Linked DNA regions of Mus musculus: all the other regions are linked to region 1. The links are chromatin loops, found by intact Hi-C in ENCODE. Cell type or tissue: left cerebral cortex. All regions are shown on one strand.

Region 1 (8,000 bases):
ACACATTCAGGGGTAACCTGGGCTAGACAATGATTTCTAGGCCAGCCTAAACTTCACAGGATTAGAGCCTGTCTGAAAAAGGATGGAGGAGGAGAAGAAGGGAGGGAGGGAGTGGGCAGGAAAGACAAAGAACACTGTTTTAGGCAGAGAGAAGATGAAGATGGTGAGAAAGTAAACATACTCAAGAATGAGTAAATGATGGCACAAGATCTCAAAGACTGTAAGTGACTGGATAAAGAGCACAGGCACAGCGTTAATCTTATAAACAAACAAGAAAAGCGCTTCTTCTACAATGGGAATAAATCCTAAATTAAATATATTTTTAAAAAAATGACACCATGGAGACACACATGCTAGGGCTGCTACTGTGCTGTGAAACAAGCTTTCTCCATGACATAAAAGGCAGTGACACCTGTCCATTATAGGATATCAGCTCACAAAGCAGAAAAAGGGGCTGACCCTCAGTGGCTAAAGCACTGCTGTAAAAGCTCAGATCACAGTGCAGAATTATTACAGCTATACATCAGGCTGAGAAACATTATGAAGCAACTGTTTATGTAAATGTCAGAAGTTATAGACAGAAAAAAAACTGTCATTCTATTTATTTAGAAGTAACTACATACTTAGAACAAACAACACCAAATATAATCCAATAAAAACAAAGAGATAAACAGCAACACTTGAAGTGAAAATACACATTAAATGATTCTAAATCAGGCCACAAAATAGTAGAACAATATTTATTTAACGTATGTGCTTTTTAGGAACACTTGAGTTAGTTGTTTAAGCAATGAAACACACAAAAGGCAAAAGACATACACACAGTTTCTTGAGTGTTACCAAAAACTCACTTCTATTAATGTTTCATCTTTACAATGAGCCCTTTCTCTGTGAACCAAGTATATACACAGTTCTACATGGTGTACTGAATTATAATATGTTTCTAAAATGCCTTGACATTTCAATGAACTGGGTAAGGCTTCATCTAGATTTCAATAACAGCTGCAAAAGTACTCAGCCATCAACTCTCCAGTGGGATGAAAGGGAAAAGGTCATGCATCCCATTGGTTTCTTTATTGTACGAGAAAGCCTGAATTCCCTTTCGGTGGAATAACAGATGATATTTCACACCTGACTGTTCCAAAAACAGACATCCCTAGAAGACAGATACAAAGCATTCACTTTATATATTTCCCTTTAACTTTAAGCTTTATGCAAAAATAGCTTAGTTTGGGATAAAAGAAAATAACTTTACTAAAAGCCTTTTTTATGCATTTGCTTCTTTATTAAAATGAAAAAAAAAAAAAAAGAACTTGGTCAAGGGGCCATGCATGGTTTGACCTAGGCCCTCTGCATATACATACAGTTATACAGCTTGGTCTTCGTGTGGAACTCCTAACAGTAGGAGCAGGGGCTGTCTCTGACTCTGTTGCCTGCCTTTGAGACTCTTTGCCCCTACTGAGCTGCCTTGTCTAGCCCCAGTAGGAGAAGATGCACCCAGCCTTAGTGCATCTTCATATGTCAAGACTGGTTAATATTAATGGGAGGTCTCCCCTTTTCTGAAAAGTAGGAGTCATGAGTGGAAAGAAAGGGGAAAAGGACTGTGGGGAGAGAATGTAGGAGAAACTTTGGTTAGTACCTTAATTAATTAATTAATTGAAAAGACTTGGTTATATTTTTCCTATAAAAGAAACAAAAGGCAAAAACAGTAAGATACTGAAAATTCTTAAATGTCTGCTTATCACAATCTATGTGTATAGATGTTACTTTAGGAGCAGTTTGTCTAATATAGTAAAAACAGTTCTTAGGTAGTCACTATAATTTCAATGGTTCATGTTACCAAGTACAATGTAAATTGATTTTACACTATATTTTACTACCATCAATGATGCAAAGCTGGAGAGATGGCTCAGCAGTTACAAACACTAGCTTAACTAGTTAAGAACACTTCCAGAGGTCCTGAGTTCAATTCCCAGCAACCACATGGAAGCCCATCTATAATGGGATCTGATGCCCTCTTCTAGCAAACAGGTGTGCATGCAGATAGAACACGGATTAAATAAACAAATAAATAAATAAATAACTTTTCCGATGCTCACATTAGTGTGTTCAATTTAAATTGCTACTACAAAAGCTAAGCACTAATAAAACGTCTCACTAGTTCACGTACCTGGCTCTTTCCTGATCTGTTTGCTTGTTTAGTTTTCCCCAGCACCAGGTGTAGGGGCTCACTGAGGTCAGCATGTGCTCTACCTGTGAGCTATGTCCCAGCCCTGCAGTCAAGCTCTCAAGCTAAAGAGTATTTGTTCTGTGACACTTTGACTTTTAGTTCTCTCAGCACTCACACTCATTGAAACAATGACACTAAAGCGAATCTTTCAATATTTAAAGGATACTTTAACTGCGCTACTCGACCATATTCATACTTCCCTGCAGTTGATTTGAATACTCCCTCCTCGATACTTTTTTTTCATAAAGCAGGCACTACTTAGAGAATTGTTTCTAATTCTCACTTTTAAGTCCATTGTTTGGTCAAAAGGTTCACAAAGGACAGAGACTTGCAACAAAAATGTTTAACAAGCTATCAGCAAGAAAATCAACTTTCAACTGAGTTACCCCCTTTAGCCCCGTTCCGTAAGAAGACAGTCCTGAGGAAATGGTACACCCTTGCTCCATCTTTTATATGCAAATTTGGTGCAAGTTGGTAGTAGCAATGCAAATAGTTTTTCTGAAATTGGGGTCGGAGGTTGAGGTAAGAAAACAGGTTAAAAGAGAAGAAAGAAAAAGATGAAGAAAAATATGCCAGAGAATCAAGCATTACATCACAATATGACCTATGAAACTGAGATGAGACAGACAGGAGGAGAAAAAGAACTTATCGCACAGTTCTATTTCTTAAAGGAATCCGTGCCGCTGTCAATCTAACGGATTTGGATAAGCCTCGATGTGCACAAAACTCAGGGATGGAAGGGTTCATTCACAGAGTGCTCGCTGTCTTACTCCGTGCGACTTCACACTATGAATGAGGATGCAACAGAGAACCACATTGCCGAGGAAAGCCCATTCAGACTTCTCCGAGGGCACTTATTCTCTCCGACAAGATGCTCCTTTTGGGTTCCAAATTTCAAAAGTCACACTGCAGCTGAGCATAGCGGGGACCCCAGCCACTTTGGGATGTCAGGAGGACAGAGGCTGGGACCGGAGGAAGGCAGGTGCGGGTGCAGATGCTCCCCAGGCTCAGCAACTGCAGCCAGAGCGACACCGGCCGGCCGGCACCGGTCCGCGGGACACCCGGCGGGAGGTACAAAGTGCCAGCTGGGGTCCTGACCAACTTGTACCCTAGCCCGGGGGCGCGCGCCTGCCGGGAGGCGAGCACGCGGGGTAGGAGGTGACCCGGCGCCCGGAGGGGTGTGCGCCCACAAGTGCGCGAGCCGCAGGTGCCCGGGCGGCGCGTGGCCGGTGGCGTGCGCGCGCGTGGACGCGGCCGCGGGCAGGAGCGGCACCGGCCGAGAGAGAGAGGGCGCGAGGAGGCTGCGGGCGGAGGGCGTCGCGCCGCCCCGCCGGGCCCCCGCCCCCACCCACCCGCCGCCCGTCCCCGGGGTCGCGGGGCCGGTTACCTTTCTCCTCTCTCCACACCTTTTTCTTCTTGTTGCTGGGGTACATGCTGCCGTGGGGGTGGCTGGCTTTAAGCTGCAAGTTCCCCAGGCTCACGGGCAAACAGGGTGTGTGGAGTGTGGGGGGTGGATGGAGGGGACACTCGGGAGGGAAAAGTGCAAAGGCTCTGCGTCCCGCGCCGCTAGCCGCTGGCCCGTCGCCGCCCTCCTCCCTCGACCCGCCCGCTCTGCCAGGCGGCCGCCGCCACAGCAGCACCTCAGAGCCTGTCAACTAGGTCACGCCTCGCGCTAACCTAACACCCGCGCAGGCCCCGCCTCCCGGCAGCCAGGCAGCGCCGCCGCCCATTGGCTGCTCCGCCCGCCGCTCTCCCGGCTCTAGCCAAGGCGCGCCCCTACTTCAGCCTCAGGGCGCAGGCGCAGGCGCAGGCTTGGGCTCGACGCCGAGGACGTTGGGGAGCTGGAAGGGGCGGGGCCAGAGCTCGAGGAGCGGGGAGGCTGCTTCACGACGGAGGCGGGGCGTGCAGCCACCGCCTGCGGGGAGCGGGAGGAGCAGGGCCTGAGGGCGTGGCCTGCCAGCAGGTGTGCCTGATGACCCAGACCCCGCTGACAATGATGAGAGTCTAGGGGACTGTAGAATGAAGAAGAGGTCACCCGTCCTAGAAGTTGTAACCGCCTCGTCTGAACAGGTTTTACCTGACGCTTTCCTCTCGGTGGACAAATAGAACCAAAAGAAAAGATCCAGACCGTGTGCAACCCGCTGCTCAATCGTGGGTTAGAGATTTAGTTAGAATTCTGTGAAGTTTCAAAAGCTTCACAGTACACAGGGCCAACTCGAGAGTTTTAAGATCTGGTGACCAAAATGTATGAGAACCAAGTCCCACATCAAAGTAAATCCAACTAGTGCCTGGTTGTCTTTTATTCCTGATTGACTTCAAAACAACTTCTCATCCAAAGATCTAGCTCCATCCTAGGTAGTTCTCTCATGATTCAGGAAATCCAATTGCCAGAGAATCTACCTCAAGAGCAGTGACCTAGAACATAGAACTTTTGCACCCTCTTCTTTGCACCCCAAACTTATCTCTCCACGAAGCTGGCTTAGTGGATTTGGGAAACTCACATCTATTCATCAATTTAGGATCAATATAGTTATATGCATTGGCAAATAACTTTAGGGAACACGGTTTGTTCGTTTGTTTGTTTTTTAGAGTGGGTCTTTTGTAGCTCAGGCTTGCCACAATTTAGGGATTCTCGTGCCTCAACCTTAAACTGCCTTCCACCAAAGAGAAGTAAAACGCATTAAAATAATAATAATAATAATAATAATAATGACAATGACAATGACAAAGAAAAGGGAAAAGAGAGACCAAGCTGAGAATTGTAAAGAATGGAAGAATGTTTGAGTAATGAGACTTAAAAATGAATTCACAACATCATAAAACAGTAATATTTATTTTGACATTTTTCTTTGGGATTTTTCTTTAAATGCTATCAAATACATAAAACATTATTTTTGTTGGGAGAAAAAAGCTTCAAGAAGGAAGCCTTTGAAATCACACTGATAATGAAATAAGAAGGGCTTTGACTCATGTAGAATCCAGATAAAATGGCAATGGGGTAGACTTTGGGAGGAAAGATGACGAAGTTCTCATGGATGGTCAAGGCAGTGTTAACATTAACCAAGAGGTGTGGTTTGACACATGGAGGATGTCCCTCAAAGGACCAAGCATCCAAAGCTTTCTTCCTGAATGTGCCACAATTCCAAGGTGGTGAGACCTTTAAGAAGTAGGTCCTAGGGATGTCACTGAGGCCTGTTTCCAAAGAGAATTATGAGAGTCTTGTTTGTGCTTCTCTGCTTTCTAGCTTGACATGTAACATTCCATCCATGATGTGGCACCATCACCAGAGACTCATACTAATGGGGCCACCTAGTCTTGGACTTGAGCCTCCAGGACCATATGGCAAAATGGGGGTACCTTTATTTCCTAAGTAGCCTGCCTTGGGTATTTCATGATGTCATTATGAGCCAGATCAGCATCTAAAGATCATATTTCATTCAGGAAAAATTTGACTTATTTAAAAGTCCTCAACGTTAGGTGTCTGCCAGAGAGTGCTTCCTACCAGGTAGCTCTTCCTCAGGGAGGCTGCACACCAGCCTAGGGTCCTTCCACCATGTCCTTCCACCATGCTGCACTGTTAACATCTCATGTCAGCTCAAAGGCTTTTATTGTGTTGAGCCAATGATATTTACGAAGTAATGGTTTAAGTACTTAGTGGTAATTATTATAATAATAAAAAGTATCATTCCAAAAAGGTTAAACTGTCTCTCAAACATTCCGGAAATGTTCAGCTCTCAAAACAGTTCATGATTCTTCCCCTCCATTTGATCTCCTTGGAGTGCTCCTGTCTGGATACCTTTGTTGCACGCTCAGGTAAGCAGTGTGAAAAGCCAAGCGCCACCCAGGTCCTTCTCGTGCCTTCGTGTTCATATCGAATCTGCTCAATTTTACCTTGTGGATTAGTCTGCAATGCTCTAGTTTCCAACAGAAATGCTGTCTGGATCACCCTGAGCCACTAGAGAAACTTCCTCACCAGCCTCGCTGTTCACTTCTGACCTCTACCCAGTCTCTTCACCACCACATCTCTCACTGTCTTGTCAGAGAAGACCATGCCATCCCATTGGTGGAAATTAAGGACTTTTATTGCTCTTTGCTAAGGACTGAATTGTGTTCCACCCACCTCAATATTTCTGGGTTTGTAGTCCTTCGATGCAATGCAGTTATATCTGGAAAGAATATTGTTAAGAGGCAGGGTCATAGTCTGATAGGACATAACCTTTTTAATGGGAGAGAGAGCTGGCCTTCCCTCCCTTGCCTATCCTTTCTCTGCCATATAAAAATACAGAGAAAGCAGGTGTCTTCAAGCCAACAGGAGGATCTTCATCAGAACTCTACCACCCTGATATCCTAATCTCAGGCCCTCAGCCTCCAAAAGAGTGGGTAACTCTTTCTGTTACTTAAGCCCTCTATTCTGTGGTATTTTATTTTGGCCACACTAAGTTTACTAGTACAGTCATGAAGAATGGAGTGACCATCTTCCACCATTCCAGCCCTATACCATTTTCTACCCACATCGCACCCCCAATCTGTAGTCTAGATATACCCTCATTTATGAATTTTCATTTGTTTGAGCATACCTTGTCCTCACCACATGGCCTTCTTCCATGTCAACACTACATCTGAAACATGATTTGTGTGATTAACTTATTCTCATCCTTTTGACACTACTTTAGCATCATGTTCTTAGGTCTGGCATTGCTTGTATATACCTGTGATCCCTACACTCAGGAGACTGAGACCAAAAGACTGTAAGTTTCATACCACCCTGGGCTACTGAGACTATCTACGAATGAGGAAAGAAAAAAATTCCAAATAACGTCATTCTCTATCAAACCATCCTCGATTCCCACTTGATCTCTACTCCCAGTCTCTCTATCTGTGTCATCGGTGCTCCTTTAACTACATAAGAAGTACCTTCATAGTTTATCATTTTTTCATTTGTGATTACAGAAGAGAGACAGACTACTACAGTCAGGCAGTAAATAACATTTTTCTAACAATGAACCACATATATGATGGTATTGCCATAAAATTATAAAAGAGCTATAGAGTTCTAATTGTCTAGCGACATCAGAGCCATTGTAGCCACATATCACAATGCATCCACCATCTGTCTATATGGATGCTGGGGCAAACATATTGTTATGTAGAAGAACAGCACATGCAATCGTATACATTACATATGACCTGACTGTATTACTAAATGACTGTTACTGGTTAATTCATTGACTTTTCTATAACTTTTGTCTTTCTATAAATTTGATCATTTTTATAGTATATTTCTCTACTTATAAAAGTGACATTCTCTATTGAAAGAATGCCATGTCATGCTTGCAGCAGCTATGTACATCTTATGTTCACACTGTCTGTGGACTGCATCAGGAGGTCAGTGTGTGTGATTACCCCGTACTATGTATGGTTATCAAGTACATTCTGTAATATTTGCACAAAGAGAAATTTCTCACACTGTATCTCCATCTTGAAAGAGTATGTGACTGTACAAAAAAAAGTGACTACTGAACAGAGATTGAAGGAATGTAGTCACAAGTTACTGAATACTAGCAGCCGCCATAAACTGAAAATTGAAGATTAAAGAATGTATTCTGAGGGCTGGGAGATGTCTCAGTAGTTAAGAATACTTAGTGCTATCACAAAGAACCTGTGTTTAGTTATCAACAGCCACACCTATCTCCAATACTAGGGATCTGATGACCTCTGACATTCAATGGCATATATGTGATATAGATAAATGCGTGCAAATAAATACCTA
Region 2 (8,000 bases), 330 kb after region 1:
TTCATTCCTGGGCTCACTCCCATCTCAACAATTAGCATTTGTAGATTACTCACTATGGGGCTGATACATTTCTTTCTCTCTTTCTTTCTTTCTTTCTTTCTTTCTTTCTTTCTCTCTCTCTCTCTCTCTCTCTCTCTCTCTCTCTCTCTCTCTCTCCCTCCCTCCCTCCCTCCCCTCTTTCTTTCTTTCTTTCTTTCTTTCTTTCTTTCTTTCTTTCTCTCTCTCTCTCTCTCTCTCTCTCTCTCTCTCTCCCTCCCTCCCTCCCTCCCTCCCCCTCTCTCTCTCTTTCTTTCTTTCTTTCTTTCTTTCTTTCTTTCTTTCTTTCTTTCTTTCTTTCTTTCTTTCTTGACAGGGTTTCTCTGTGCTAGGATTAAAGGTGTGTGCCACCACTGCCCAGCCACACAACAATTTTTTTTCTTTTCTTTTTCTTTTTTTTTTGGTTTTTCGAGACAGGGTTTCTCTGTGCTAGGATTAAAGGTGTGTGCCACCACTGCCCAGCCACACAACAATTTTTTTCTTTTCTTTTCTTTTTTTTTTGGTTTTTCGAGACAGGGTTTCTCTGTATAGCCCTGGCTGTCCTGGAACTCACTTTGTAGAGTAGGCTGGTCTTGAACTCAGAAATCCGCCTGTCTCTGCCTCCCATGTGCTGGGATTAAAGGCATGCGCCACCACCGCCTGGCACACACAACAATTTTTAATCCTCATTTTACAAATGTGGAAATTAAATAGTAGGAAGATAAAGCAAATCGTTCAATGTTTTAGTTAAGTGGTAGAACACAGATATATAAACACTGATTCTTCTGTTTCTAGAATCCTTGCTGTTAACTTCTACTTTATGGCTACCATTCACTAACTAAACCATTAAGAATTTTTTTTTTTTTTTTTTCCTTCTGGGCTGGAGTGATGGCTCAGCAATTAAGAGCACTGACTGCTCTTCCAGAGGTCCTGAGTTCAATTCCCAGCAACCACTTGGTGGCTCACAACCATCTGTAATGGGATCTGATGCCCTCTTCTAGTATGTCTGAAGACAGCAACAGTGTATTCATATACATTAAATGAAAAAAAATCTGGCCGGGCGTGGTGGCGCATGCCTTTAATCCCAGCACTTGGGAGGCAGAGGCAGGCGGATTTCTTAGTTCGAGGCCAGCCTGGTCTGCAGAGTGAGTTCCAGGACAGCCAGGGCTACACAGAGAAACCCTGTCTCGAAAAACAAAAACAAAACAAAAAACAAAATCTGAAAAAAAGTTCTAAAGAATTTTTTTCCTTACTGTTCTCTACATTCCCTTTCAAATCTTATGTGCTGCTTACACAGATAAATTTCATAACTGTCTCTTAATTTTTACCCATAAAAGAAAATTATTAAGAAGATATCTTAAACAATATAAGAATTATTAATTATGTGTTTGGGATTACCAGCAGATGAATTTTTTTTTCAATTCACATATTTTAATCTAGGGATGACAGGATAAAAATCACTAAACTCCTCATCCTCAAACTGCCTTCTTGCACTTCGTTCTTGATCATCTAAAAGCCCCGTTATTGGTTGCTCTCCTCTTCTGGGGCGTCGGGCTTATCACCCTTCCTGCTCCACCGCTAAGATTAAACCAAGAAATTCCACAATCCAGTAATGCTTTAGGTGCGTTACATTTACCCAAAGGGCTTGTTAAAAGACCAGCCTTTAGGGAGGCAGAGAGATAAGCGGATATGAGTTTGAGGCCAGCCTGGTCTACAAAGTGAGTTCCAGGACCACTAGGGCTATACAGAGAAACACTGTCTCGGAAAAAACAAAACAAAACAAAACAACAAACATTCATTTAGGTGGATTCTAAGAATTTGCATTTTTAAGTAAGAGTTTAGGTAATTCTAAACTGCTGGTCTGAGACCTCACATAGGATACATGTGAAAATACATGCTGAAACATCTCATCTAAAAATCCAAAACCTCAGCTGCTCCCACACTGTGCACAAAACTATTTAAAAATGCGTTACAAAATTACCTTTAGTCTCTGTGTATAAGGTCTGCATGAAATACAGCTGAGTATTTTTGCAACTGGAGTCTCATCCACTGCTTTGGTTTGGGACCAGGGACAAGGGACTGAGGCGCATATTTTACATACCAAAGCACACCTGAACTTCAGTTTCACTCAGCATCCCTCAGTCCCTTCTTGGCGAACCCTGCCCCAACCCTGAACTTTCCAGTCCAGCGGCCGAGCTGCCCTTCCCCCAGAGGCTCTTCCCTCTATAATCAAGATATTTTGGTCTCCCTTGTTTTCCTTCTCTTCTCTCACCTCCAATGCTCCCCTGGCCTCAATCCTTGGGGCCAGTGAACTCCCCTGAAAGCAACTTCCCAATATTCTGCCTTTAATATAATCTTAATTGGTTTGAATTGGCTCATTTCACCGTTGGAGAAATAACCTATCACCCAGGACGTTTTATTATGTATAAGCAAGTATTTCAAAATTTGAAGAAAAGAAAATTCCCAAATACTTCTCAAGTATCTCAGACGACTGATACCTAACCTGCAGTGTTCTATTCCTTCTAATCTCTGCTCCCCACAAACAGGCTGTCAAACCATTCTTGATACTAGTTACAAGGATTGCTACTGGCTCTTGGTCTTTGATCTTGGACAGTTAAAGACTAACTACCTTTTCTGACTCCCACTTAAACAAAACCTAGGTTGAATCCTGCTTTTCCATAGGGGTCAAGGCTACATGGATGAGGGAAGGGTTCTTCTGCAACGCCCTCATCAATGATGGCTACTATTTTCATAACGTGCAACCCGCTCGTCAGTCAACTTCGTGGGTAACAGGTAGACACATCCTCAAAGCTAATTACCGAGCACAATGAAAGCAAGGTGGGCAACGGCGATTGTATAGCTATGACAACAAACAAACCCCCAATAGGCCAATAAATACATATTTTAAAAAACCCTCAGATATCAGAAGCCAGAAATAACCGCGGAGTGTCTCAGCTCAAACGCTTAAAGAGAGAGACGCTATAGCCTAGGCGATTAGGACTCAGGCTCGCGGGGCGTCTGCTTCCGGCCACGTGTGCACGTCGACCAATGGAAAGGCTTTACGCCACTCCCGCTTCCTCACCCTGGCAACGGGCGAACGACTACTTCCTGTGTGTGAGTGCTCTGCGCTGACGCGGGTGAGTGTCCCTCGTTCTGACGCTGTCCGCGTCGCCGCTGCCTAGCCTCGGTCTCCGTATGGTCCGGCAGGCCCGCGTGGCGTCCTCACGCCACCGCTCGGGACGGCTCTCACGGCGCCACCTGTCCGGCCCGGCGCAGGGCCCCACGGATTCCCCGGCCCGGAGTTGTGGTCACGCGTGGGGGCCGCCAGTTCCCTTGGCTGCGGAGTTCTCGGAGCTCTTCGCGCGCTGTGCAGTCCCAGGCTACAGGGAACTCACGTGTCCCAGGTCCACAGCGGGCCCGGGATGTGTCACAGACAGATGTCGCGGTGGGGTCAGAGCTTCCCTGAGTCTGTTAGAGCCCGGGTTAGCGTCCCGAGGGACATGTAGCATCCAGTCAGTGTAGAGGTGGCTAGGACTGAGTCAGTGAAGATGCTGGAGAGGCGGGCGAGTAGCTGTAAACTGGAGGTGTTTTGAAGTAGAAGGCATAGGGATTCCTCCGAGTTCAACTTAATTATACCGAGGAGAGGAAGGGAAGGTTTATTGGGGGCCATTGAACCAAGACCTTTCTTTGAATAACAAGCTAAGGGAGTTTATCTTACGCACTCAGGCGTTTGGTTATTAGAAGCAGTGGCCGTGGTTATTAGAAAATGCTTGGGAATTGCAGAACAAGAGATTAACATAGTTGCCGCCACTAAGGATTTTGTGCTTTATAATTTCTTAGGTGTTGTAGATGTCACCGACAAGTGTATGTGTATAATATGGTTAAAACTAGAAATTGCAGTTTTGTATATGTTGCATTCATTGCACGGATAGATTGGTTTTGCCTTTTTTTGGGGGAGGGGAGAGGGTTATTTTAGTTTATGTGTGTGACTGCTTGCATCATAATGTCTGCACCGCGAGCATGGGCATATCCGTGCAGGCCAGTAGAGGGCATCTGGGGGAATCAAGGATGGATGTAAGCCAGCGAGTGGTGCTAGGAACTTACTCAGGTCCGCTAGAAGCAAGTGCTCTTTATTGCCGAGCTGTCTTTCCAACCCTGGTTATTTTATTTTTTTTCTTATTGAGGTGTAATCAACACAGTACCAAAATCCTCTTAAATTGTAAGCTTCTCTCTCCCCCTCTCTCATTTTAAGGATTCAAAAGTTGTATGTATGTCGTTGCTGTCTAGTTCCAGACCAATTTTTATCACCTTCCCCAGATATCTTGTGCCCAGTACAGTTACTTACCCTTCTCCAGTTTCCCCCAACTTCTGATCCATGGTTTAGTATGTATCTTTCTGTTTTGTACGGTTTAAGTAAATAGAAGTATGTAACAGGTGTCCTTTTGTGTCTAGCTTCTTTCAGTGAGCATAATGTTTTCAAGATTTGTCCATAGCTATGTAATAATGCCTCATTCCTTTGTGTTTATGTTACCCCCCCCCCCATTGATTCTGGGGATGGACCCGCACACATGCTGGGTGAGCATCCTACCACTGATGGATGTACCTCCCCCGTTCCTTTTTATGGATATGCAGTTGGATTGTTTGGTCCTTCGGGTTATTTTGGAATAATTCTGTACACATCATATTTGTAACTTTTTGTGTGGATATTTGATTTTAGTTTTATATTTGATCTTTTTGTTTTTTTGGTTATGTATATAGAAGTGGAACTTCTGGGTGGTTATGTTTGGAGAACTCAACAGACACTTTCCAGAATGATCACAGCACATTGAATCCTGCAGATAAGAAAGGTCTTCATCTCCAGACACCTGTTTTGATTATATGCGTCTTATAGTGGTACTAGGGAAATAGTGTCTCACTATTGTTTTGATTTTTATGATGAATAATCTTAAGCATCTATCTTTGTATTTATAAAACATTACATAGTTTTGGAGAAATATTTAAGTTGTTTGACTAGATATTTTAAATTTTATTTTATGTGGATGCATGTTTTGCCTGCATATATGTCTGTGTACCACATTCTTGCCTGTTATCAACAGAGGCCAGAAGATGGCATCAGGTCTCCTGGGATAGGACTTAAGAAGGTTGTGATCTGCCATGTGGGCGCTGGGAATCAAGAGCAGCCAGTTAGTGCTCTTAATCACTAAGCCATCTCTCCAGCCCTAGGTGGCTTTTATTTTTATTTTATTTTATTTTTTTTTGAGATGGGTCTTACTGTGGCCTGGAAATTCACTGTGTAGACCAATCTTGTGTCAAACATCTGACTTAAGAAACCATTTCTGAGGCTGGGTGTAGTGTGGCACCTGCCTTAAATCTCACAACACAGAAGGCAGAAGAAAGGGGATCTCTGAACAATTTCCAGGGTAGCCAGAGCTACATAATACAGGGATTTTTTTTTCTTTCTCTCAAATAGACCTTGTCTCCAAAAACTAACCGAGCAAGCAAGCAAGAAAGAAACAAAACTACCACCACCAAAAAAATAAAAATAAAAATAAGGCCTAGTGAGATGGCTCAGCGGTTAAGAACACTGACTGCTCTTCTGAAGGTCCTGAGTTCAAATCCCAGCAACCACATGGTGGCTCACAACCACCCGTAATGAGATCTGATGCCTTCTACTGGTGTGTCAGAAGACAACTATAATGTACTTATTTATAATAATAAATAAATCTTTAAAAAAAACAAAAATAATCCGGGCGGTGGTGGCACACGCCTTTAATCCCAGCACTTGGGAGGCAGAGGCAGACGGATTTCTGAGTTTGAGGCCAACCTGGTCTACAAAGTGAGTTCCAGGACAGCCAGGGCTACACAGAGAAACCCTGTCTTGAAAAACAACAACAAAAAACCCCAAACCAAACCAAACAAAACAAAAATGCTGAATCCAGAGTCAGAAATATTTATCTATGTATAATTGCCCGTTACTCTAAGTTTTATAGGTCTGACTGATAGTTTTGAAGTGCTGGATTCAGTGTACCTACAGGGAGGGGTAGGGCTTTACTCTGCCTTCTCTAATTCTCCCCACCCTTGCTGACTACCCAGCCCCACCCACCACCCACACCCCACAACACACACACACACACACACACACACACACACACACAATGGCCTGGATATGTTTATCTTTTGTTTTTGTTTTTCAAGATAGGGTCTCTCCATGTAGTCTTGCCAGTCCTGGAACTCCCTCACAGAGATCTGTCTGCATCTGCCTCCTGTGTCCTGGGATTAAAGGAGTATGTTCCCCGACCCTGGCCCTTCCCCCTTTGGCATTCATCTTGAAAATCAACTGACCATGAATAATGTTACTGTATAACCCATCCCTTTCTGTTGAATTCTTAAGTTGCATATGTGTTTAAAATCCTGTATTATTCTATATTAAGCATAGCATAAAAGACGTAAAGCTAACCAGGAGTGCTAGCACATGCTGGTAGTCCTAGAACTTGGGAAGTGGAAGGAAGATGATCAGGAGTTTGAGGTCAGCCTGGGCTCCATGAGACCCTATCTCACAAAATGAAGCAAAACAAAACAAATCATAACCAACCACCCAAAACAACCAAAGGAAGACTAAGCTTTTTCTGTATTTAAAATTTAGGTGGAAAGTGTTTCTAGGAGTAGAATTACAGATTAAACATGAATATACATTTGTTCTGGAACTCTTTTAATGAAGCATGAAGCTGTCAATGTCATGATACCAAACTCACAAAATACTGTGTTTGTTTTTTAATATGGAATAGCTTCTCACTTCATATCCATGAGTGGGCTGAAACCAATTCTGGATACCAGGCTGGCGTTGAGTTTGCAGTGACCCTCCTCTGTGCCTCCCTTAAGGGCTGGGTAAAAGTCCTGTGCCACCAGGGCCCCAGAACAGCATGGTCCGTCCGTATTACCAATTGCAGTAGCATAAGGGCTGGATCTCTCCTGCAAAGGAATATTTTGTTATGAGATAGATGATTGCTTGACAATCTTCTTCCTACACTGCTTTGGAAAGATTAAATGGGACATGTGATACTTTTCTAAATTGTTTATTTAAAAAGCAAGTATCATGACATGTGAGAGGAAAAAATACATACAGACACATAGAAACTTGAGAGACCCAAGGTCAAGATTAGATGCTAAGTTAGTACCTAGAAAATCTCCGAAGTAAAAAAGAAAGGAGGTTTTGAGGTTCCCTTTTGGTCTTGATGATTGGTGAATTAGCATTCATCTTGGTCTCAGAAATGGTCAAATAAAAAGTCTCTTCAATGGACAGTACTGAGTAAAACAAGTTCAAACATGAAGGGTATTAGAGAAAACAGGATTTTGAAGTTCTCCTTAAAGGTGTATCTTTGATTCTGTTAACTTGTGTTTGTATAGATTGCAGTTTATATGTACAGTATCAGCAAAAATGCTCTTTACAGTATTGTACATTGTCAGGTTTTTCCTGCCTATGTATGGATTCCTTTTCAAAACAATTTCATTCAGCTTAAGGTACCAGTATGGTGTTAGTTATAAACTTTTTTTTGTTCTTTTTTGAATATTCTTTAATATTGGATGTTCAGCTTGTATTTTCTTTAGTATATTGTCTGTTTCTGATTTGTGTTGCTCAGTATTATCCCATGGGTTTTATTGTGGCAGTCTCTTGTGAAAGGTTGCTCTCTGATAGCTTGTGTTTATGGAGAAAAGTGTAAATGTTGTGCAATATTTATGCTAAGAGGTATTTGGGCTAAACATGGGTAGAAGAAACCTATAGGATTTTGGTGCAGTTTGAGATGACTTTAAGGTGTGTTAGAAGATTATGTAGTATGGAAAAAAAGATGTATGAAGCTGGGCAGTGGTGGCGTATTCCTTTAATCCCAGTACTTGGGAAGCAGAGGCAGGAGGATTTTTGAGTTTGAGGCCAGCCTGGTTTATAGAGTGAATTCCAGGACAGCCAGGGCTACACAGAGAAACCCTGT
Region 3 (8,000 bases), 100 kb after region 1:
ATCAGCCACTTAGGAACAGCACCAAGCCCTCTCACATGCAAATAAGGTTTCCCCCCCCCAAACTCTCAGCCCAAGCCAAAGAGAGGGGCTTGCTGTCAAACTCTAAATCACTGCCAGAACCATCTATAGGAGAGTCATGCAGGGAATTAAAGAAATGTTATTCCTTTGTCTGACCCTTTTATTCCAAGCTGTAATACTTGGGAAGAGATCTCTCCTGAAAAGCTGCTCCGGAGTTCCACTGCACCCTTCACTGGATTGTTGGCTTTTCGCCAGCCAACCCAGGTTCGGAATCACCAAGCGAACCAAGGCTTGGCAGAGGCCTGCCTGCACTCACTTCCCTGGCTAGGGCCTTCCCACCCAGCCTGGATAGGGGTCTCCGTGGAAAACTTCTGGTACCTAGGCCCACATCTGAGCAGGGGGCCTAGGTCAAGCCTATGCTCACTCTTTGGTTAGTGATTCGGTCTCTGGGAGCTCCGAAGGGTCCAGGTTAGTTGACTCTGTCGGTCTTCCTGTGGCGTTCTTGTCCTCTCTGAGTCCCTCACTCTTTCTCCCAACTCTTCCATAAGGCTCCTCGAGCTCCTCGAGTGGTTTGTGCTTTTAATTTTTGAGATTTATAATATCAATCCTCTCATCTCTTTTCTTCTTTCTCCAGACCTTCTCTTTCAAATTCATGGCCTCTTTTTAAAAATTCAAGTGGCGAGTGTTGTTGTTGTTGATGGTGGTGGTGTGTGGTGTGTGGTGTGTGGTGTGTGGTGTGTGGTGCGTGGTGTGTGGTATAAACACAACCTGCTCAGTCTATGTAACTTGTATACATTTTCAGGGCTGATCAGTTGGTATTAAATAAGCAATTGGTGGGTTGTTCCCTGGGGAAGACTCTCTCTCCTGCTCTCTTCATAGCTTTGTTGCCTGCAGTTCTCTGTGTAGGGTTTTCTCCCCTTTTCTTACTAGCATGTCTAGTACTGTTGTTATTGTCTGGCTGATGTTTAGACAGTCATGCTGATGAAACTCTGTTGGGTTGGTTTGTTAGGGTCTCAGGTCCCAGGCTAGCCTAGAACTCGCTATGCAGCAGGATGAGAGAATAATCTTGACCTTTCCGTCCTCCTGCCTTCACCTCCTGAGTAGTATTACAGATGTATGATGCCACGCCCACCTCCTGAGCCCTCCCTGCTTGTGAGAAGGTAAGAAGAGTTACATAGAAAAGTACGGGGCATAGTGTCCACACTTTTGGTCTTCGTTCTTCTTGAGTTTCATGCGTTTAGCAAATTGTATCTTATATCTTGGGTATCCTAAGTTTCTGGGCTAATATCCACTTATCAGTGAGTATATATTGTGTGAGTTCCTTTGTGATTGGGTTGCCTCACTCAGGATGATGCCCTCCAGGTCCATCCATTTGCCTAGGAATTTCATAAATTCATTCTTTTTAATAGCTGAGTAGTACTCCATTTTGTAAATGTACCACATTTTCTGTATCCATTCCTCTGTTGAGGGGCATCTGGGTTCTTTGCCCCTTCTTAGAATTGGGAACAAAACACCTATGGAAGGAGTTACAGAGACAAAGTTTGGAGCTGTGATGAAAGGATGGACCATCTAGAGACTGCCATATCTGGGGATCCATCCCATAATCAGCTTCCAAATGCTGACACCATTGCATACACTAGCAAGACTTTGCTGAAAGGACCCAGATAGAGCTGTCTCTTGTGAGACTATGCCGGGGCCTAGCAAACACAGAAGTGGATGCTCACAATCAGCTATTGGGTGGATCACAGGGCCCCTAATGGAGGAGCTAGAGAAAGTACCCAGGGAGCTAAAGGGATCTGCAACCCTATAGGTGGAACAACATTATGAACTAACCAGTACCCCGGAGCTCTTGACTCTAGCTGCATATGTAGCAGAAGATGGCCTAGTCGGCCATCACTGGAAAGAGAGGCCCATTGGATTTGCAAACTTTATATGCCCCAGTACAGGGGAATGCCTGGCCCAACAGGAGTGGGGGAGGGAGGGTATGGGGGACTTTTGGGATAGCATTGGAAATGTAAATGAGGAAAATAACTAATAAAAATATATATATTAAAAAAAAGAAAAAGAAAAAAGAAAAGTATGGGGCAATGTTAGGAGCCAGGAAGGTAATGGTTGTACTAAATCAAACGAACCCCAAAACAGGGAGATCCCAAGTCATGTTTTTAAATCATCCATGTCTCAAATGACCAAAGAAGCGATTTTAATCCCTGGAATACATCAGCCTCTCTTTCTGTTCTGTGAAATCTTAAGTCTGCAATCTCAGACTCATTTCATAAAGGAAATTTCATAACTCAAGAAGAGGTTACATTTTGCTGTGACTCAATGGGTGTGAGGTGATTCCAAGAGACAAAGAGGGTCACTGGAGACAGCGAGGCTAAGGTGACTTCAAGGAGTCATAGACAGATATATATCATGCCTTTTCACTCAGAAAAAAAGCCAGTGCATAGAATACCCAGACACACACCACCACACACAGGCAGGCACTGATACACACATAGAGACAGGCACACTGGCCTCTTGGAGAGATAGGCCTACAGACACACATAGGCGGGCTTATGAAGGCAGAGGATCTCTGGAATATATATATCACACTAATGTGAAATTCTGCCAGCAGTAGTTACATAACAGATTATATCACTGTTAAGTTTTGGATTCTGCAGATAACCATAGCAGCACCAGGTCACCTACAAACACATAAACTGACCCTTATGACTTTGTGTTCCCCATAACTGTATATAACAATAAAAACACTACTCAGGCATCGGGAGTTAAAAAAAAAAAAAAAGAAAGAAAAAGAAAGAAAGCTGTTGAGGTAACATCTTCTCTAATAAGAAAATTTGAACTTCACAAGCTTTAGAAATGAAGTAATAACATGGGGTTAGACATGATTACTGGTTCACTGTAAACCTTGATGAATTCTGATTTATTCGGTCTATACCCTAACATTTCTGTGCATGAAATGTCATCTTGGCAATGAGCTATAGGTATTCTGAATAAGTGCATTTTCCCAGGCTTCAGAGTACACCCAAAAAGAAAAACAAGACTTAGCCTAACTCATCTCAAAATGCTTCTATTCTAGAAATGGAAATGATCAGCATCCAGCTGAAGTCTCTAGAACATGCATATGGGTTTCCACACTTTGAAAGCAGCAATGACTCATTCTCAATCTTGCCAATTCTTTAACCCAGAGCTTCTCAAATATAACGAAGAGTAGTTGTATCCCCATTACTTAAAAGCAAGATGTGTTCCTGGCACTGTGTCTGCCAAATACTCCGAATGAATAAATACTTGATGAATTAAATTGTATCAACTTGTCTCTGTGCAGAGTTAGTACATGGTCTCAGAACTGAGTTCAAACTCAGAATTTTCTTTGAAGTATGCTGCATTATAGGTGACACGCAAAAGTAATAAAGCCTTGGGCTTCTAGAGCACACTGGAGTGATGTTGAGTGATGTTGAACACAATGCTCTCATAGCCGTGACTTGTCTGAAAATGGCGCATTTTCCCCCAGAGCACCTTACCACGGTGACTTCAACAGCTAATTCTTTCTTCTGAGATAAAATTAAATCTAAAAAAGTAATTATCTTTATTAAGTTGTTAGCTGGGTAAATCAATAGCCAGTCTGAGTGCTGGAGGGGTGGAGCCTGGATCTGCAGGCCCTTGTGTTCCTTCCTGACTCCCACGGGATTAAGCGGCATTCATTTTAGTTATCTTTCTCAGGAGAGTATTTTCACAACTTATATAAATCTAGTTCAGGCGTTCCTTTTTCTTGTTTCTGCAATCTAAAATTTTGCATTCTGTTTTATTGACTTTTTGATATTTGCAACAGACACTGACAAGTGCCAGGCAAACACCCCTTCAATGAAGGACATATCCCTAATTCCAGAGAGCCTTTAGTTTCCAGTTCTAAATGAGACAGTGTTCCCAGACAGACAGCTGCATATAGATGGCTGCCCCCTGGGAGTCACTGCCAACTGCCATCAGACTAGGACCAGGTCAGGTTACTTGATCATCTTGCTTTACTTGGGACAGTCCTGAGGTGACAGTTGCTCCAAGGTTGCCCTGTTGGGTACCCAAAAAGTATTTTATCAAATCTGCCTCAGGGTCTTCCTCTGCTCAATCCATCTTGTTCCAGATGAAGGCCCAGAGACACTTCACAGTGAGTAGAGAGGCTGAGAGTGAAGAGTGAATGTCTCTCTCAGATCACTCACTAGAAAGACCTCTTTTCCCTCTTGATCTCAAAGCATCAGCCTCAGAAACCATGTCTCAAGTCAAAGCGGTGTCGCCTAGAGGTCACTCAGCTGGTCTTTTCCAGAAAGGGATAAACCAATCTTATGTCTTTGTGAGGAAGGGTGAGAAGGAAACACCCAACTTAAGGGAGCTTGGTCTCAGGGTGCTCAGATCGCCTCCTCCAGATGATTAATTCCAAGCTTCCACACTGGGGACCGGAGAGAAAAAGACACTTCTTAAATATAACTCTCCACATCTGCTTCTTCCATTACTCAACAGATAATAAGTTACTCCTTATTATCTCTCCTACTGTTTGCCGAAAGACTTTTCCAGGTCTACACGGTTACACATAAAGGAGTTTATTCCATTCTTGCAACGTGGTGGCTAATTCAGTCTTGCAACTCCTCTTGTTGTGGATGCCTAAACATGTGGCTCACAAAGTTTCACAACTTGTGTCTTTTAAAGGAACAGTGGCTACACTAGCTCCTAGTGTAGCCTAGAATTGACTAGCAGCTGAGTGACCTTGGTCAGGTTACCTGACTCACCTGTGTCCACCTCACCTCAGCACTAACAGAGAATGATAACAGTTCTTCTTACAGAAAAAAAATAGTAAATATAAGCACTGGGAACTGTCTAGAACTAACTGCTTTGTAAGTATTAACACCTGCTACTATATATTGGCTTCATTCTTATTTATTTTATAAAATATATTTCTTTTAGCTAGATTAAGAGTTTTAGATAGTAAATTATATCTCAAGCCAGAGTCCTTATTTCATTTATGCTTGAAGAGAGTTAGTATTTTATTCCCATGGTTAACACTGTCTACCGACTGCCCTGGTACCCATAGGGGTCATAGGGTTTGATGACAATGACTAGTAGACAATCAAGTATATTTTTGCAGTAGTATTGTTCTTACTTAAGTGTGTCTGAGTTAATCCTATCTGCTAAACCCTGTGCTGAGTCATTCTTTCTTGGATGCAATGTTATTTTTAGTAACAGATCATTATTCTCCGTCCTTTGACAATATTCTGTCTTCTTGGCATACATAAGGGTGAGTGTAAAGAGTTCTCCTGATGTGTATCCTGAAAAGTCAGAGGCTGAAGTTGATCTCTGTTGAATGCAACTGCAGTTAGTGGGAAGGACACGGCAGTCAGTGTGAGTCAGCTTTGCTGCTGTAGGAAAGAATCTTCTCCATCACTTTGTGACTACACCTGACTCGTGGTCAGACTCAAAGACTCCTGGCTTGCCCATCAGTTCTTTGATTCTCAATGATCCTTTTCATAATTCATGATGTAAACATAACTTGAGATGTGAAATAAGTTTTTGCCTTCTTTATGTTTTCTAGGTAACTTAAAAGGTATTTATTTATAATCTGAAGGTTGAGATTTTAGAGACTGAGGTTAAACATAAAAAAGGGAGAATAGAGCAAAAGGCAAAGGAAAGAGCAGGGCAAAGTGTTCAGGGAGAAGATGGAGCATTGGTGTGAGACATAGGATGGAGGCAGTACAGGTCAAGAGTCCATACAGGCATCTCAAGAGAGATAGGTACAACTAAGTGTCTTTACAAAGGATGTATTTACATGTATGTGACTCTTGAACATACTTATTTAGGAAAGTTAGCAATTGAAGGTTCAGCAGTATGAGCCAAAGATGACCAGTGCTTTCATCATCCACAGAAAGGTGACCTAGATCCAGGACCTACCACATACAGGGAGGCTTCCCAACTGCTTACTTATAATCTCAAAAGGCAAGCCTTGTAGAAGTGTGCGACTGGGCCATCCAACTGTCTAACAAAGTCAGAGCACTAGGCTGCAGACCTAGAGAGACAGAGGAAAAACCACAGTCCCTCCACCTCTGGCAGGCAGCCTGTCCTCTGATCTGGGTGTGTCCATTCCTAAAGGGAAGGCGAGCTTCTCAGTTCCCTAGTGCTGTCATAACAAAATGCCATGGGGGAGTGACTTAAACAACAGAAGTAACGTTTCCTTGTAGCTCCGTGGACCCAAAGTCTAAAACCAAGGTGCTGGCAGGTTTGGTGTCATTTGAAGGCTCTGTACCTGGCTTATAGTAGGTCATTTTCTGACTAGTTATTTGCAAGCTAACACGATGGGCAAGCATTTTCACAAATACAGAGCCAAAATAAGTATAACTAAGACATGAAAAAAATGGAGCTTGATTCCTACAGCAGGCTAGGAAGTAATAGGCAATATTTCTAAAGCAGAAAAAGGAAAGAAAAAAAATACAGAATTCGTATTACAGAGACTGTGTATATTCTTTGAGGGGTAGGTCCATTCCTTAACGTGCTCAGTTTAAAGACTCAATTTAAGAAAGAAAGATAATAGACATAATTGGAGATGTGCTTAGCTCAAGGTTAACGAACATAGGTTTAAAAGATTAAAGTGGCAGACAGGAATGCCTTAAGGCATATGCAGCTTGCACTATAGTTTTAACTGATAATAAATAAAGGACAGAACGCTCTAGGCTCTGATAGAAGATTCTGCCCTAGAAGTTCCTGCAGCACTGAAAGCCCCACACTCCGACATGTCTCTTCTCTGTCTGTACCTGTGCACCCTGGTGTCTCTTCTTGTCAGAACACCAGGCATACTGAATTGGGAACTTTCATAGATGACTCATCTGAATCATCTCTTCAAAGACCTTCTCTCCAACTGAAGGTGCTTTGGGCAAGGGGTTGACACTCAAGTCATCATCTAAGACATATATTAATGAAATTAAGGAAAGGAAGTTACAAATGTCAAAAACCTCCCTACACACTATGTCTCTGACACATGTTGAAATATAAAATTCATTTAGTTTAGTTACTACATGCTCCATAGTCATTGCCATCTTAAGTAGACTTCTGGTACACTTAATTCTCTCTTTTTTTAGCTTTCAAATTTTATTTTAGACTTTGTGTATGAGTGTTTTGCCTATATGTGTGTCTGTGCACCATGTGTGTGCCTGCCGCTCATGGAGGTCAGAATGGGTGTCACAGATCCCTCAGAACTAGATTTACAGTCCTGGGACACCTACTCCTCATTCTAGTTTGTGAAGCCCATTCCCAATATTTTGTTCTAATTAGCTTTAACTGTCAATGTGACAGAGACTAGTGTCAACTGAGAAGACAATAGAGAGGGGAGAGGGAGAGAGGGAGAGAGGGAGGGGGAAGGGGAGAGGGAGAGGGAAAGGGGAAAGGAGAGAGAAAGAGAGAGGGAGAGAGGAGAGAAGAGAGAGGGAGAGAGAGAGAGAGAAAGGGGAAGAGAGAGAGAGAGAAAGAGTCTATATATAGTTCTGGCTCTCCTGAAGTTTACTATGTAGATCAGGCTCGCCTCAAACTCCCAGAAATTTGCCTGCCTTTACCTTCTGAGTGCTAGAATTAAAGGCATGCATCACCACACCCAGGGACTCAGAATTATCTTGATTTCCTTGATAGATGGAGGAGGATCCAGACCACTTTGGGTGGTACCACTCTCTGGACAGGTGGTCCTCAGCTATATAAGAAAGCTAGCTAAAGTCTGGAAAGATGATCCAGTAGTTAAGAGCACTTGTTCTTGCAAAGCACCCAGAAGACCCAGGTTCAATTCCCAGCACCTGCATAGTGGCTCACAATCATCTTATATTCCTGTTCTAAAGGACCTGACACCCTCTTCTGACTTCTACAGACACCAAGCATACACATACAGTCACACACAGAGGCAAAACAGTTATATACATAAGATAAAAACACATAAAACCTAAAACAAAGCAAGGCTAACTACG
Region 4 (8,000 bases), 190 kb after region 1:
ACAGAATTAACAAATCTAGGAAAAGAGGGATGGATCTGGTAAAGACAGATGCTCGTCTCAAGGTCAAAGCTACAGAGTAGCTGCGGAGGCTGTATAGAATCCTCTAGTCATCTGGACAAGACAGAAGCGTGACAAATACTAGGTGTGGCGGGCCACAGGCATGCCTGTAATCCCAGGACTAAAGCAGACGAGTCAATACGAGTAGAGTCCAGCCTAGTCTACATGGTAGTTCCAGGCCAACCAAGTCTCCATAGTGAGATCTGACTCCAAAAATACAAAAAGTACAACAAACAATTCCGACATCAGTGTCTGCAGCAGGCACTGTGAAGTGATCTCACTGTACTGCACAGGAACTCTCAGGAGCCCAGCAATTTGTCCTTCCTCTCGTCTTCAGGGGTGTGACCATCCCACAGCGATAACAAAGGAGCAATGGGAAGAAAGGTGCAGAACCAGAGCTGGAGCAAGCGTTCCCATCAAGTCACGTGCTCACACATGTGCACCGGTTTCTAGGTCCCCACCCCACCCACGGGAACACATTTTCTTTGCTTTCAGGCTGACTCTGCAAGGATGCCCAGTCACTATGTAACAGCATCTTTACATAAATAGAAACAAATGAGAACTTGGAATACTAAGCATGAGTTAGTATTAGGTTGCTAGTAAATAGCTCAATCGGTTGCACCTTGCTTCAAACTGTACTAGTTTAAATGTGAAAGCTATTTATTTCTGATGAAAATTCTGGGAAACATAACAATTGAACAAAGTATTTATTATTTTTTCTCATGCGACATGACATCATTTAGTTTTGCTAGCTCTCCAAATGACACGGTTGCAGAACCTCTTTCAGCTGGCCTTGCCTAGAAACAAGTAAAAATAAAAGGTATTAGATACAGATAAGGCTAACCCAGAGTAACCCCAATCATGATATGCAGAATAAAATATACCCTAAGTCAATCAACAATGGAAAACAAGCAGAAACACAAACCCTCTGAGAAAAGTGATGCCTTAATATCATTACCTGAGAGTCATGGTATTTCCATCCTATCATGTGGTAGATCTGAAAGGTGGCAGGTATGGAACCATCCTCATTCCGGTACATTTCTAAAAAGACAAACCTGGTTAAATTCTGGAAACAGTCAGATGAGAAACAGTGTCTACTGCTAAATAATAAACACCTACTTCAAAGAGAAATGGGTCCTAGGCTAGATGCCGGATCTGAATGCCTCACACAACAAGACTTAACACAGAGAACCTGACACTATAGAAACAAAAGCGGCTTGGAAACAGACACAGATAAGATCTATATTCTGAGAGAAAACAAAAACAAAATTCCCCACAAAGTCTGACAGTACCTTACAAGAAGGAAATAGCACTTTGGAATGAACACCACGCAGCATAAACCCATCTGTGATTGCAGGTAGAAGGAGTGGGCGGCTCACCTCTGTAAACCGCTGCAGCTGCCAGCATTGTGTCTCGGTGCAGCAGGGCTTTTCTGTTCCAAGAACAGTTGCTCTCACCCATACCTAAAAATAGACTACTGGCAGTTTGAGAGAATACTGCAAATACCCCCAGCTCAGTATCAAGTCATGATCCACCTTATCTAACAGCACGTCCATGCTCAGTCTCACCCACTTTCAAACTAGAGCTAGGCTGCTTACTGAGCAAAGCTGTTTGAATCCTCTTCACTACTAAGTCAAGTAGGAGAGTTAATTCTCAGAAGGGAAGCACCAGGATGCTTCCCACAACAGCCACAGTCTATATTAAGCCAGCTTAGCAAAAGCCACCTAGACTCTAGATGGCTCGCAAGCATTGGCAAGTGTCTTTCAAAGACACCTTATACCCCTTCTTGATAGCTCGTTGAGACAGGACATTGTGACAATGCCTCCTTCCTTCTAAGCAGCATATATAATTACAACTGTAAACTTGGATAAGGGCTGTGGAACTCATTTAATATGACTGTGCCTTCAAATTTTTTGATATTTTACTAACAATAGATGTAAAACTTACATGCATTTTCCCACAGAGGCATTTTTAAAAAGTATTTTTAAATTAATCTTCAGACCCTTTTCTTTAAGTTGACGGTAAGAGGCTGTTTACTGACAATTTCTAGTGTAAGCTAGAGAGCTAGCTAGGTGGTACAGTGTTTGCATTACATGTGGTCAAGAGGCTGAGGATATGTATTAATGGATAAAGCACTTGCTATATAACCATGAACTCCAGCACACAAATAAAAAAACCAGGTATGGTGGCATCTGCCTGGAATCCTTAAGCTGGAAAGGGACACAAGGGAATCCTGAGGGCAGCTAGGCTAGCGAATTAGTGACTCCAAGCTCAGTGAGAAAGGATAAAGGAGGAAGCAAGAGAAGAAGATACTGACAACAGCCTCTGGCAACCACCTATACACATACAGAGGCTGCGCACACCTCATATGCACACAGAAGCATACACCAGCACCCCGACACACACACACACACACACACACACACACTCACACACACACACACACACACACACACACACACACAAAGGCCTGGGTTCAATTCCCAGTACTACAGAAATAAAAACAAACTAATGTAATATCAAATTAATGTTACCTATCTTTCTTTACATGTCCATTTTAAATTATTTGAAAAGGCTATGTTAAGATCATTCTACAACCCAACTAGCACCTGAAAGAGTCAGATGCAATATTTGCACCTAGCCAATGGACAGAAGCAGCTGACCCCCCTGTTGTTGAATTAGGGAAGGCTGAAAGAAACTGAGGAGAAGGGCGATCCTATAGGAGGACCAGCAGTCTTAATTAATCTGGACCCACGAGATCTCCCAAACACTGGAGCACCAAACAGACAGCATACGCCAGCTGATACGAGGCCCCCAACTCACATACAGTAGAGGACTTCTGGGTCTGTGTTCATTCAGAGATGATGCACTTAACCCTCAAGAGTCTGGAGGCCCCAGGGAGTTTAGAGGTCAGATGGGATGGGAGGTGGGGACATCCATGTGGAGATGGGGTGTGGTGGGGAGGAGGTGTGAGCTGTGAAGCAGTTGGAGGGTGGGAGGGGAGGGGCAGGGAATGGAATATGGAATGTAAAAAATGAATTACAAATAAAATTAAATTTAAAAAAGATCATTCTACAAAAGAACTAAAGGAAATGTTAAATTGTTTTAATTCTTAATATTAAAATTTACTACATGAGCAAGTGTCTACTACTTACTTTCACTAGTCAAGAAATGATCATTTCTTTAACAGTTTAAAAATAATAATCTATTTTTAAATTTTTAAATAAAATTATAATAATAAATACAATTTAAGTTTTTATTGCATTGTTTTTATTAAAGGCAATCAACAAGGAGGCTGGAGAGAGGCCTCAGTTAAGTGCACACACTGCTCTTGCTAAGGATGTGAGTTTGGTTCCCAAAATATACCAGGTAGCACCCAAAAGCCTGTAACTCAGCTCCAGGCATCTGGCCCTCTTCTGGCTTCTGAGGGCACTGCTTCAATAAGTTAATGACACTCATTCTACCAAGAAACCCAGTGTTCCGTATTTGTGAGCTTAATGGTCCCAATTCATAGAGATTTTAATAGCTACAAACTAGTAAGCTAAGTTAATAAAAACAAATGTGGTAATGCACATTTAAAATCCCAGCACTTAGGAAAGAGAGGCGGAGAGCTGTGATTTCAGGGTCATCCTCGGGGTCATCCTCAGCTATGTGAGATCCAGTTTCAAGTACAGGAACAAATAAACAAACAAACAAACAAAACCCTCCAACTCATCAACCAACCAAAACAAAAAATACTGGCGGCCGGAGCACATACTGCTCTTCCAGAGGACATGAGTTCAATTCGCAGCATCTACAGCAGAGGCTGGTAACTTCTAGTAACTCCAGTTTCAGAGGATCTACTGTCCTCTATGGGTATTCACATGTGTGGCACATGCTCACAGAGACATACACATTAAATAAAAACTAACAAATCTTAAAAAGTATTTTTGATATCCATCTTCAAAATACTCTCTCTCCGGTGAACACCAATCACACAGCATCAAAGCAAAGCGGGACTCACACTGCAGCGGTCTCCTTATTACCAACCATGGTATAAACCTTTAGTTTCTGCTCAACTTCCCACTGCCCTGGCTTACTCCATGTCACATGTAGTAAATACAAACACAACACACGATGCACTAGACATTTTAAAAAGCCTGCCAAACAATCGTTGCTCACATATTCTACAAGATTGTTAGATATATGCCACCTCTGGGCCTGACCCAGTTCGGTTGTAGAAAGCTCAAGAGTGCTGATAGAGGGCATCAAGAGTAACTCTCCAGCCACAGGAGTCCACTCTCCCCTCAGGAACACACACTGCTGTACAGAACTCCCCCTTTCCTTGTGGAGTGCTAAAGAGAACCTGGACTCAGATCACAACCTTATATAACCTAGGATAAGCATGATTCAACCTTCACTACTCAGTTTTTTCATCTTTAAAATGGAATATCTGGTAGTACACTGTGGGGAAGCTTTACTGACAATCATCTAGGAAAGGCCTCTATAATGGCAGACTCAACCTGAGCTTGAGAAAACACAAAGACACTCGCTGGTAACTGTTTAAGATTTGCAGTGATTTTACATTTGATCTTGGCCAAATGCTGAGACGAGATGTGGTGCTTTGGCTTGGTTTGGTTTTTCCAGAGTTTCTTTATGTAGCCTTGGCTGTGCTGGAACGAGCTCTGTAGAGCAGGCTGGCTCCAAACTCACACAGATCCACCTGCCTCTGCCTAAGGGGTGTTGGTGATGAAGGGGTGAGTTACCACCACTACCTGGCTTTCTCACAGTGTTTTTAAGGTAAATTCAAATGCTTATTAAAAACAAACTTTAATATGGATTACTGAAACAATGCTGAGTATTGCCTTGAAAAACAAAACTGAACTTACCTTAAAACCACTGTGAAAGCCTTGAAAATGTCTCATGCATTCGTCAGCTGATATGAAACTTGTTTGTAAAATTAGCTCAACATTCTCGATTTTTTTCTGTGAATTAATAATAACGGCAGCTAAAATGAGATACACCTCAACCATCAGAAAACAGACACAACAGAGATGTAAAATACAAAAGCCAGCTAGGGGACGCCACCTTCCAGTTGGCACAGGAGCAGCCAGCAAACACCCACGTTCCTCCCCTCCCAGCACCCTCAGACTTTTCCCACTGGGTAAAGAGCAGAGACTTCAGGGTATGAACCGAGCTGCCTGCCTCCACTACAACGCGGACAAGGTCCTTTCTCCTCTGTGCCTGAGTTTCCTCGTATACCAGGACAGACTGACTGTGCTAGGTCCTGTCTTAGCCTCCTATGAGCCATGCCTTACAAGCAGGCAAACAACGGACTTTCTACTACACTTGAACCTGAGTCATCTCTGAGGAAAATTCCCCCAAGACAAACTATAAGGCTCATCCTCATCCGAGGAAATCTAGAAGCTTCTGGTCTTCTATCATTGCCCATCGTCTGCCTGTTCTATACGCCTGCGCAATATTATTACCACAGTTCCCTCAGCCTAAGTGTCGGAGATACAGAACCTTTCATAGCTCCCCGCCCACGACTACACACACACAGTTCTTGGTGCCGCCCCTCCTAGTGTTCCCTATCCTTCATCCTGGAGAATTCACTTCAGCTTTCTTAGGTTCAGCCTTTTCTGTACAAGACTCCCCGACACCCTAAGCACATTTAAGGCCAAACCCCTTGTGTTTCTCTCATTTTAAGCTGAGGTTTGTCTGTCTAGCTTGGGAGTCTTTTCATCTAGAATATTAGCAGCTTAAGATCAAAAACTATGTATCTCCACCTAGCTAAGGAGTTGGCACATGGCAGAGTCTCAATAAACAGTAAGTGAATAAATATAAAACCCAACAGTTAATGTTTTTGTCTAGACAAATAACATTTTTACAAACTGTCTTTATATGATTCTTCTTAAGCCACCTACAGATAAGACACTAAAATTGTGATTTTTGTAAAAGGCCTGACAGTAGAGGTAAGAGATCTCTCCAAAGGGCAAGCATTCAGAACAGCTCCTCAAACTGTCAGGCCTATTTAAAACCCCAGGAGTCAGGCCTTACCAATGGGAAGGGGCCCCAGAAAGATTCTAAAACTTAGTCTAGAAGGTGGTTAAAAATGCAAGCGATGATCTACCAGAAGACCATGAGTAGTGGTTTGAAGAGAATGGCCCCCATAACCATATCTGAATACTTTGTCCCCAGTTAGTGGAACTATCAGGGAAGGATTAGGGGGTATGGCCTTGTTGGAGTAAGTGTAGCTTTGTTGGAGATATGCCACGTGGGTAGACTTTTTGCTAAGCCTTTCCCTACCGACCTACCAGTAGATAAGGATGTTAAGATCCCAGCCCCATGTACCATGCTGTCCTGCCTGCCACCAAGCTTTCCACCATGATGGGCTAAAAACCTCCACTTAAATGCTTTCTTTTATAACAGTTGCCTTGGCCATGGTCATGGTGCCTCTTCATAGCAACAGAACTGTAACTAAGACACCATGCGTCTCACACTGCCTTGCTGCACCTTCAGATGAAGGCATTTCTCAATCCTCACCAGAGAAGCTTCTGTTTGCAGTATATGATGATCAACACCGAGACCCACAGTGGCCATGGTGCAAAGTAGAAACTGCAGAATTCTCAGTTCTAAATGGAACATGCACACCAAAGCCCCTGTGCCTAAGACTCAGGGATCATCAGACAGAATGTAACAGCCAACAGGAAATGACAAGAAGGAAACAGTGTGACAAGGATGTAGCAGGGCATTAAAAAATACAAACAGCTATAACACTAAGGTTATGGCACTTAATAAAAAGGCTAATTTCACTGTTTGAAAGATGCATCTATATATTAGTATATATACATACACACATATATAATATACATGTATATATATATATATATATGTATACACACATATATAATACAAACACACACACAAATTAATGTATAGTATAAAACTGTGGTTTCAAGTAATGAATCCTAGGTTTAACATAACTACAGACAAGGTACTTATGCCTTTGATGAGTTCATCTGTAAATCAAGACATTAGAAAACCTGAGACAGATACAATACAGCACTCAGGAGGTAGAGCCATACAGACAGTAAGTCTGAGGTCAGCCTGAAATCCAAAACAAGATCAAGGCTAGCTTGAGGGTACAAAGCCAGAACCTGTCTTGAAAAATCAGAGGCTGGAGATGTAGCTCAGTGGCAAAGCACTTGCATTGTATGTGCAAGGCTAAGGGGTTTTTGATCCCTAGAAAAACAAACCCACACATGGAAAGAAAGGAAAAAAAAAGCCCAGAGAACTACAGAGTAATTACTGTATTTTTAAATCAGTGGGCAGTAACCTTTTCCAACTGATAGATCTAATTTCTTGTCTCTTTCTATTTTCTTTCTTGAAATGAATCATGAACACAGCATTTATTATAGACCAGTACAAAATAGACTCTGTATTCAAAGAATTATTGTTGGCATCTAAATGAGAAATAATTTCATTACCTAATAAGTTTTTAGATGAAAGGGCTCCATGTTTCTGAGTCTGTTTAGTACTTGGGGATGTTTCAAAAAATGTTTGCTATGTTTTATTAGCTTTATCATCTTGAGTGTACACCTGTAGCCTACCAATCCTATTTTTCATGATGCAAAGGGACCATGATAAGTTTTGGGTGTGTGCATTTCCCTGTGTTAATATGACAGTGCAACTGCCCTCACAGAAGAGGGGTAAGCACATGAAACAAGCCTTGTGAGAAACAGGCAAGACCCTTACCGCTAACAGCCAACTACGACGAGCAACGAGAGTCAGTTAAGATACCAGGGCACAAGACAAAAGTTTGACACCTAATTCTGCCACTCAAATTCAAGCGTTTTCGTTGCTCTAATGTTTCTCACTTAACATAAAAGCAGTTATCATGAGGGACACTGAAAATAGCAAGTGCAAAAAAATGTTTGTAAAACTACAGATCTGTAAATATA

The links. A loop is a pair of places that touch in the nucleus more often than their neighbours do. Peaks named below come from ENCODE experiments on the same cell type or tissue, not always from the same donor. Only the 100,000 strongest peaks of a DNase experiment are listed, where the experiment ranks them.
Region 2: it touches region 1 in a loop (2.2-fold over the local background); 4 of 42 quality-filtered maps call a loop at or near these places.
Region 3: it touches region 1 in a loop (9-fold over the local background); 2 of 42 quality-filtered maps call a loop at or near these places.
Region 4: it touches region 1 in a loop (2.4-fold over the local background); 2 of 42 quality-filtered maps call a loop at or near these places.

What each region holds. Positions count from the first base shown.
Region 1 is chr2:140,391,339-140,399,338 of GRCm38, reverse strand. Macrod2 (mono-ADP ribosylhydrolase 2) reads right to left here and starts at 3,909. Exons shown (of 19, transcript NM_001013802.3): 1 at 3,618-3,909. The coding sequence starts at 3,663. In left cerebral cortex, a CTCF peak has its summit at 3,995; DNase peaks (open chromatin) are centred at 3,071, 3,235 and 4,013; H3K4me3 peaks cover 2,322 bases; H3K27ac peaks cover 681 bases.
Region 2 is chr2:140,061,906-140,069,905 of GRCm38, reverse strand. Tasp1 (taspase, threonine aspartase 1) reads left to right here and starts at 3,101. Exons shown (of 14, transcript NM_001159640.2): 1 at 3,101-3,152. In left cerebral cortex, a CTCF peak has its summit at 4,067 (motif pointing right); DNase peaks (open chromatin) are centred at 3,095 and 4,028; H3K4me3 peaks cover 1,676 bases; H3K27ac peaks cover 1,330 bases.
Region 3 is chr2:140,289,172-140,297,171 of GRCm38, reverse strand. The region is part of intron 3 of Sel1l2 (sel-1 suppressor of lin-12-like 2 (C. elegans)); the gene reads left to right. Among named protein-coding and RNA genes, the nearest start is that of Sel1l2, 97 kb to the left of the region's middle. In left cerebral cortex, no CTCF peak of the experiment used is centred here; DNase peaks (open chromatin) are centred at 2,579, 3,162 and 5,394; H3K27ac peaks cover 937 bases.
Region 4 is chr2:140,196,386-140,204,385 of GRCm38, reverse strand. It overlaps Ndufaf5 (NADH:ubiquinone oxidoreductase complex assembly factor 5), which reads right to left. Exons shown (of 11, transcript NM_027093.4): 9 at 1,437-1,520; 10 at 1,016-1,098; 11 at 1-854. The coding sequence ends at 768. Among named protein-coding and RNA genes, the nearest start is that of Ndufaf5, 30 kb to the right of the region's middle. In left cerebral cortex, CTCF peaks have their summits at 3,466 (motif pointing left) and 5,121; DNase peaks (open chromatin) are centred at 483, 1,579 and 3,461.